Linked DNA regions of Homo sapiens: all the other regions are linked to region 1. The links are chromatin loops, found by intact Hi-C in ENCODE. Cell type or tissue: PC-9. All regions are shown on one strand.

Region 1 (2,500 bases):
ACTATGGTGGAATTTCTGGCATCGTGGAGGACACAGCCAGAGAAGCTTCCTGACCACCCCTCTCTGCTGGCTCCTGAGTCCTGGTGTGTCCTGAGGGCTGGGACTGGAAGAAGCAGAGGTCTGGTCTGGCCCATCTTGTCACTCTCCTATTCAGCATCACCCCTACCCCCTTCAGCCCCAGAAGGGAGCTGCAGGCAGGAGTTGAACCAGAATGCTCTACCCTCTAGAGCCCCTGGGGCCTCCAGAGACCCCAGCAAAAGAGCCCCACCCCTGCTCCTGACTGGGGTTGCCTGGCATCTGGAGCAATCCAGGGCCTGGGGGTGGGGTGCAGCCTGGGAATGATGAAAGCTGATGAGGGAACATGGGTTCACAGCTCACCCCGACACCTGAGCTGACTGAAGTCTTTTAGGAGTGCAGCCCCGGCCCTGGCATCTAGCTTTCCATCCTGAAGGGGCCAGAATGTCACATAGACCAGGGCGTGTGCAGGCTTGTATGTCTGGAGTCCTTGGTGAGTGAGGCTGAGAAAGGCAGGTTTATAGAGAGCTACAGACAGAGAAATGGAGACGGGTGGCCCTGCCAAAGGACTGTCAGAGACCCAGGCATAGAAAAATAGAGATCGACAGATAGGAAGGCTAAGAAATATAGAAACCAAAACAGAGTCATAGAGAGAAAACAGAGAGAGCCGAGCCTGAGAGCATCAGATGCTTTGGGTGTGTGTTGAGAGCTCACCAGCCCTGTGTGTGCCGGGTCTCTGGAGTCTGCTAGTCTCGGCTAACATGTCTGATACTCCAGCAGCCGCACAGCACCCTCTCCTGGACGGCATGGGCTTGGCAAGTGCAGAGCTGTCCACTCACCCTACTTCTGTGCAGGAACCATTTTCTGAGTCTGTGATTTGGAGGCAAATCTTGCCTTTGACCATCATGATGGTTCCTATTGGCCTATGACTCCCTGGCCTCCTCCTTCCTAGGTGTCAGGGAGGCCTAGTTCACAGCAGCTGATTCTCTCCAAGGTCTGACTTGGTCTTAGTATTTTGCCATCCCCCACAGGGCCAGCCTGGGAAGAAGGAAGGGGTGTGGACACACATACCTAGGGGCTCCACGTACAGTTGTGCAGGTTGTACACTGCACAAGGATACCTCATCTAAGAGGATGTCTTCTGCAGCCAACTGCAGATTAGCAGACTATGATATATCATAGATGGTATATTTATAGTGAGAATTGTCCGGCAGATGGCAGTCAAATGTCTTGTTCCAACAATATCTAGGTATTATGCCAGTTTGCCAACAGATGTCAGTAAAGTGTTTTGAGGAAGGCTGTCCTTTTCTAATTACTACAAACGTACTGTATGGACTAGCAGGGGACTGAATTGACCTAGCCCTGGGGAAAGTGGTTGAGGCTCAGCTCAGCACAGTTCTGGAAACTCCTCTTGAAACCTGCTGGGGAGCTGGAAGCCTCTGTATGAACATCCCAGGGGCAGCCTGGACCCTCAGGTCAGGAGCCCCCAGTTCCCTTTTTTCTGTCAAAAGCATGATATTTCTTCCTGCTTCTGGACTGCAAACCTTGGATTTCTCCCTTCTTTTCCCTTTCCCCTCTCCCTGACCCAGTTAGAAACCTCTTCTGTCTCTCCAGTGCACCTGGGCAGGCCAGGACCATTTATGATGTTGCTTCCTAACTGGCCTTTGGGCTACAGGTTTGTCCCATTTGGCCCACATCCAGCCTGTCATCCCTTGCACACAAAGAGGTATTTGGCTCTTTCCCAAATACCTCTTTCCACATGACCGCCTCCTCATTGCCAAGGGCATCGAATCCAAATCACATCAGCCCCTTCTAAGGCAAAGACTGGGGAGTGAGGCTGCAGACTAGGCCTAACCTGAGGAAAGATGTGCTTGTACTCAGTGCTGTCTGGGTTATGGTGAGCTGCCCTGGAAGTGTGCAAAGGCCTGGCCACCACATGGGAGGCAGCAGAGGAGCTCAAGTGTTTGAGGAATTTAATGGCAACAAAGTTGCCCCACACAGAAGCTCTTGTGCTCTCAGCCTGTGTCTTAGGTTCTCTTTGCAAATCTCTCTCCACACCGTCTGAAGGAAGTGTGCTTACAGGACTCTGGGGGTAGGATGGAAATAGATGTTCTTCCATCTCACCCTTGGGGGCTGAAAACCTGGGGTGGAATCCTTCTTTTGCCCCTTAGGTGCTGTGTGACCTCAGGCAGCTCTCTTGCCCTCTCTGAGCATCCATTTCCTCATCTCCTAAATGAGGATGATAGTATCTGCTTCCCAAGATTGCTGTGAAGATTATTTTCTTCTTCTTTTCTTTTCTTTTCTTTTTTTTTTTTTTTGAGACAGAGTCTCCCTCTGTCACCCAGGCTGGAGTGCAATGGCACAATCTCAGCTCACTGCAACCTCCACCTCCTAGGTTCAAGAGATTATTGTGCCTCAGCCTCCCGAGTAGTTGGGATGACAGGCATGCGCCACCATGTCCAGCTAATTTTTGTACTTTTAGAAGA
Region 2 (2,500 bases), 100 kb before region 1:
GGGTCTGGGTTGGGGGTCTTCCATTTCTGACCAGCATGTGGGGCTGGAAACTATGGCTGGCGGCCCCACCCCCTCCTGAGCTGGGATAGAGGGCTGTCTTATGGACAGATGCAATTCACTTTATTCCAAAGATGGCTCCAGAAAAGTCCTGTCTACCCTCTCCATCCCTTTCCTCTTCTGTGTCCTTTTCTCACTCTTCCTTCCCGGAGTCCTGGCTCCCATGTGTACTTGTGAAGCAAGGGTCTATGCACACATCCAGCATGTGTGAGAAGTGCATTAGGGCACAGCGATAATAGGGGTCACCCTTCTATCCACACCAGCCCCCCTGTGCTGTAGACGTTTCAGCCATATGGGTCATAGGTTAGAAAATGTTGGGGGAACTACATCTTTAGCTCCACATTGCTGAATGTTTTTCCTAGCTGTTATGCTTTATTTGTTGATTTGATTTAGGAAATGCATGACAGGTTAAAAGATATTTTCCACAAAGTGTAAAAAGGTATACAGAGAAGAGTACCTCTCCTTCCTGCTCCTGTCCTCTACTCCCTCCTCAGAGGCTGCTTCATATATACCTTACCTTTTCAGCGGTCTCCAGTGCTTATCATTGTTTGTTTTTAAAAATTATTATGGGCTGGATGCGGTGGCTTGCGCCTGTAATCCCAGCATTTTGGGAGGCCAAGGTGGGCAGATCATGTGAGCCCAGGAATTCAAGACCAGCCTGGGCAACATGGCAAGACCCCGTTTCAACTAAAAATACAAAAATTAGCCATGTGTGGTGGCATGCGCCTGTAGTTCCAGCTCCTCGGAAGGCTGTAGCAGGAGAATCCCTTGAACCCAGGAGGCAGGGGTTACAGTGAGCTGGACGGCACCACTGCACTCCAGCCTGGGCGACAGAGTGAGACTCTGTCTCAAAATAAATAAATAAATAAAAGTCATTATGATGTCTTTCCTTTCTTGTTTCATTGTTGGAGCTACTGGATGTACCAGCTATGCTCTTTCAGTATCTGTTTTCTCCATATCCCTTCCTCTCTCAGACTTTGACCCCTGGTGGACAAACGACTGTGAGCAGAATGAGTCAGAGCCCATTCCTGCCAACTGCACTGGCTGTGCCCAGAAACACCTGAAGGTGATGCTCCTGGAAGACGCCCCAAGGAAATTTGAGAGGCTCCATCCACTGGTGATCAAGGTGAGCAGAAGCCTGAGTCTCCCGCTGATTGGCTGCTTGCTTAAAGGCTAGGTCAAGCTCTAGGAAATTTCTGACAAGTAACTCTGTGTTGTTTTGTTTTGTTTCCTGCCTTGCCAAGACGGGAAAGCCCCTGTTGGAGGAAGAGATTCAGCATTTTTTGTGCCAGTACCCTGAGGCGACAGAAGGCTTCTCTGAAGGGTTTTTCGCCAAGTGGTGGCGCTGCTTTCCTGAGCGGTGGTTCCCATTTCCTTATCCATGGTGAGTGTGAAAAGGGCCGGGCACAGTGGCTCATGCCTGTGATCCCAGCACTTTGGGAGGCCGAGGCAGGCAGATCACTTGAGCCTAGGAGTTGCAGACCAGCCTGGCCAACATGGCAAAACCCCATCTCTACTAAAAATACAAAAATTAGCCAGGTATGGTGGTGCATGCCTGTAATCCCAGCTACTCTGGAGGCTGAGGCATGAGAATCACTTGAACCTGGGAGGTGGAGGTTGCCATGAGCTGAGATCGCGCCATTGCCCTCCAGCTTGGGTGACAGAGTGAGACTGTGTCTCAAAAAAATGGGGGGGCTATGGGGGCACTTAGCGTGCGAGTAGGAAAGGGGCAGACCAGAAATACCTGCAAAACAGTAATAGCTATCACTGAGCCACTACCACAGGCCCAACACTTTACAAATCCAATGCTGGGATCCCACTGATAAACCAGTGATGAGAGATAAAAGGGATGGATGAAGAGGTGTGTCAGAAGGAGGGGTGCCACCATGGGGGGGACAGCAAGTTTGTCTAATAGAGTCATAATTTATTTCGAAGTATGCATTTAGCATTTTATGTAGAATGGGGCCTCATGCAGGGGGCTGAAGAGAGAGTGCAAATAATAGAAGGAGAATTGCATTTTTTGGCACTTGTTTCTGCCAGGCAGTGTGGCTTGGTGCTTAGTGTCTGTGTCTCACTGGGGACACTGATAATAACTCTGGAAAGTAGGAATGATTGTTGTCATTCTTCAGATCAGACAAGTGGGGATCAGTAGCTAGGCGTGGTGGCTCATGCCTATAATCCCAACACTTTGGGAGTCTGAGGCGGGTTGATCACTTGGGCCCGGGAGTTGGAGACCAGCCCAGGCAACATAGGGAGACCCCATCTCTACAAAAAATATCCAAGCTACTTGGGAGGCTGAGGTGGGAGGATGGCTTGAGCCTGGGAGGTTGAAGCTGCAGTAAGCCATGATCATACCACTGCACTCCAGCCTGGGCGACAAAGTGAGACCCTGTTTCAAAAAAAAAAAAGGTTGGGGGAGGGGGAAAGAAAGAAAGAAAAATGG
Region 3 (2,500 bases), 170 kb before region 1:
GTATGCAGGGCAGCAGCTCTTAATGGAGCTGTGGCCAGATCCTCACGGAGAGGAAAGCGATTTCTATGAGATTAGCTGAGTGGTGAGGATAATACAGTTATGATCCAATAAACATCCTGATGAGGGTCATTTGTGTGCCCTTCCTCCTGCTGCGCCTCCACAGGCCTGGTTCAGGCTCTGATTGGAAGGAGCGTAGAGACAGCTGAGGCTAGGGCCAGCCAGTCAGTTTGGCCTGGGGACACGCTAGGATGGAGAAGTCAGTTGAACAACCCCAGCCAGTAAGGCAGGAGATTCAGGTTCTAACCTCTGCCCTGCCACCAGATTATTCCTTTCCTGCACCTCATCTTTCTCCTCTGTATGTCAAAGGTGGAGATCATAGGAAAAGAGCAGAACTTGGGATCCAAATTCCCCATATTCAAGCCCCAGCCCTGCCTTTTATTAGCCATGCAAGGTCCGGCCCTTTATTCCATCCATTCAGTCTGTACAAGGCTTTGTGCTACTTGCCTTTGGTCTTCAGTTTGCTCATCCAGGAATGGGCATAATAATACCAACTTCAGAGGCTGGTTTGGGGGATTAAGAGAAAAATACGTACGAGGAGCATCCACAGACCATGAAACACAGAAGGGACAATAACTTTTTGCTTTCCTCTAAGGTTCCTTTTCGTTGACTTTCTCTGATTCTTTTAAAATATTTGCTGGTGGTGGATGTATAAGAGGAGCTCCAAAATTACTTGTTGAATGAATGAATTCAACTGTAAAGCAGAATATTAAACAGCCAAGAGGGAACTAGCCCTTTAGAAGGTACGCTACAGAACCAGGACCTGGTCACAGGACTCAGCCAACCTTACCATGCACGGAGGGCTCCTCCATCTAGTCCCGTAGACAAAAAAGAAGGCCGGCCAGCCCGTGTCAACGGAGCACGTTTACAGGCTCATTCTGTGCCAGGTGGACATCTCAACTCTACCCTCTCACAATCTGAGCAGTTGCTGGCTTTCCACAACCAAGAAATAGCAGGCAAGTCTTAGTAACTCATGAAAGGTTTCTGCAGGCTTCTGCCTTTGAAAAAGCTGCAAGGCTAAACTGTATTCACAGCGGCCTCTAGTGGCAAATTTCCAAAATAGCATGCTAAATGGAAACTTGGCAGCTGGAGGAATCTTCTCAGAATGACCTAGATTCCCAAACTGGGGGCTAGTTCAAATCTTCCCTTAATGAATGAGCGCTCCAAGTTCCAGAAGTAAAGTGATTCATCAAAGGTCACAAAAAGGCCTCACATCCCTCAGTCCATAAACCTTGCCCACAACTGGCCATCTGTGGTTTCAGATGCAATTAAGGATCTTGAGTTATCCATTTGGAAAAACAATCGGGAACCCAATTCCCAAATCAGGCCAAGCCAACCTTAGAGTGAGACCCTAACATGTTTTCTTCCCACTTTGCTTCTCTCTCATCTGTAAGAGTGTTGCTGGAAGATCCCCTATCTTGGTATTTACCTAAAAAGTAGTAACTCACTCTTTAGGCAACAGGACTCTGAGACCACAAAGTGCTTCTTTGTAAGCGGTAAACTCCACCGCTTTAACGTGCTTTTCAATGCTTCCTCCTCCACATGTTGCAAGAATATGGTGCCAAAAGGGGCCCCAGTGATGGCTCTGACTGGCTTGAGGATCTGGGGGCAGCAATCGTGTTTGTGTGGGGAAAGCTATTTTGACATATTCTGGAGACACAATCCAAAAATACATCAGGCTGAGGACTTCCAGAGAGCTCAGTGGAAAGGCTTGGCTGCCATACCAGCTGAAGCCTGGGTTTGGAGAGTTGGGGTACAGCAATTTCTACAAGAGGATCTCAATCTTTTTCTGATGGAGAACATTTTATTTGATACATTCAGCAATAACCTCAAATTACTACACAAGGTGCTGGGAAGACTTACAGAGGGGAGTAAGACAAGGTCCTTGTTCTCAGAGGTTAGCCCAGTGGGAGGGAGAAGCTGTGAGGTGAGAGGCTGAGACAGGTCAGGCTGTGTATATGTCGAGATGAAGAGGTAGGACAGGTGTGTGGTGGCTTCAAGGGCCACTGGTAGTAACAACAACTAGCATTTTGGGGGTGTTTTCTAAATGCCAGTTCCTGTTCTAAATACCTGTTCTAGCTCATTTAATCTTCACAATAGCCCTTGAAGTTTGGCCCATTATTCTCATTTTATAGTGGAAGAAACTAAAGCACAGAGAAATTAAGAAACTTAAGTTCATGCTGCTGCTAAGTGGTGGAGCTGGGATCTGAACCCCGACAGTCAGGTTCCAGAGCTCTTTCCCCCAATGTCATCTTTGTTGATGCTCTTTTCCCTGCATTTTCTGTGATGTCTACTGATCACCCAATCTCACCCACCCTGGTGTCCACACAAGGTATCTCAGTGCCACATACCAGGGTCTGAAGTCCATGTTGTACTGCTGTGGGAACAGAACACTTTCATAAAGCTCAATCCCAGTAGCCAAAGCCAGCAGCTTATGTTAAAG

The links. Peaks named below come from ENCODE experiments on the same cell type or tissue, not always from the same donor. Only the 100,000 strongest peaks of a DNase experiment are listed, where the experiment ranks them.
Region 2: a loop joins it to region 1, with 9 times the contacts of the local background. A loop is called at or near these places in 16 of 110 quality-filtered maps.
Region 3: it touches region 1 in a loop (11-fold over the local background); 4 of 110 quality-filtered maps call a loop at or near these places.

Annotation. Positions count from the first base shown.
Region 1 is chr6:37,017,539-37,020,038 of GRCh38, forward strand. All of the region lies in intron 9 of FGD2 (FYVE, RhoGEF and PH domain containing 2), which reads left to right. Among named protein-coding and RNA genes, the nearest start is that of FGD2, 13 kb to the left of the region's middle. In PC-9, CTCF peaks have their summits at 969 and 1,169; DNase peaks (open chromatin) are centred at 803, 1,283 and 1,753; H3K27ac peaks cover 1,205 bases.
Region 2 is chr6:36,913,253-36,915,752 of GRCh38, forward strand. It overlaps C6orf89 (chromosome 6 open reading frame 89), which reads left to right. Exons shown (of 9, transcript NM_001286635.2): 5 at 1,032-1,183; 6 at 1,302-1,441. Among named protein-coding and RNA genes, the nearest start is that of C6orf89, 29 kb to the left of the region's middle. In PC-9, CTCF peaks have their summits at 1,216 (motif pointing left) and 1,417; a DNase peak (open chromatin) is centred at 1,179; H3K27ac peaks cover 1,124 bases.
Region 3 is chr6:36,850,215-36,852,714 of GRCh38, forward strand. No RefSeq gene overlaps it. Among named protein-coding and RNA genes, the nearest start is that of CPNE5, 12 kb to the left of the region's middle. In PC-9, CTCF peaks have their summits at 1,096 (motif pointing left) and 1,297; a DNase peak (open chromatin) is centred at 1,107; H3K27ac peaks cover 358 bases.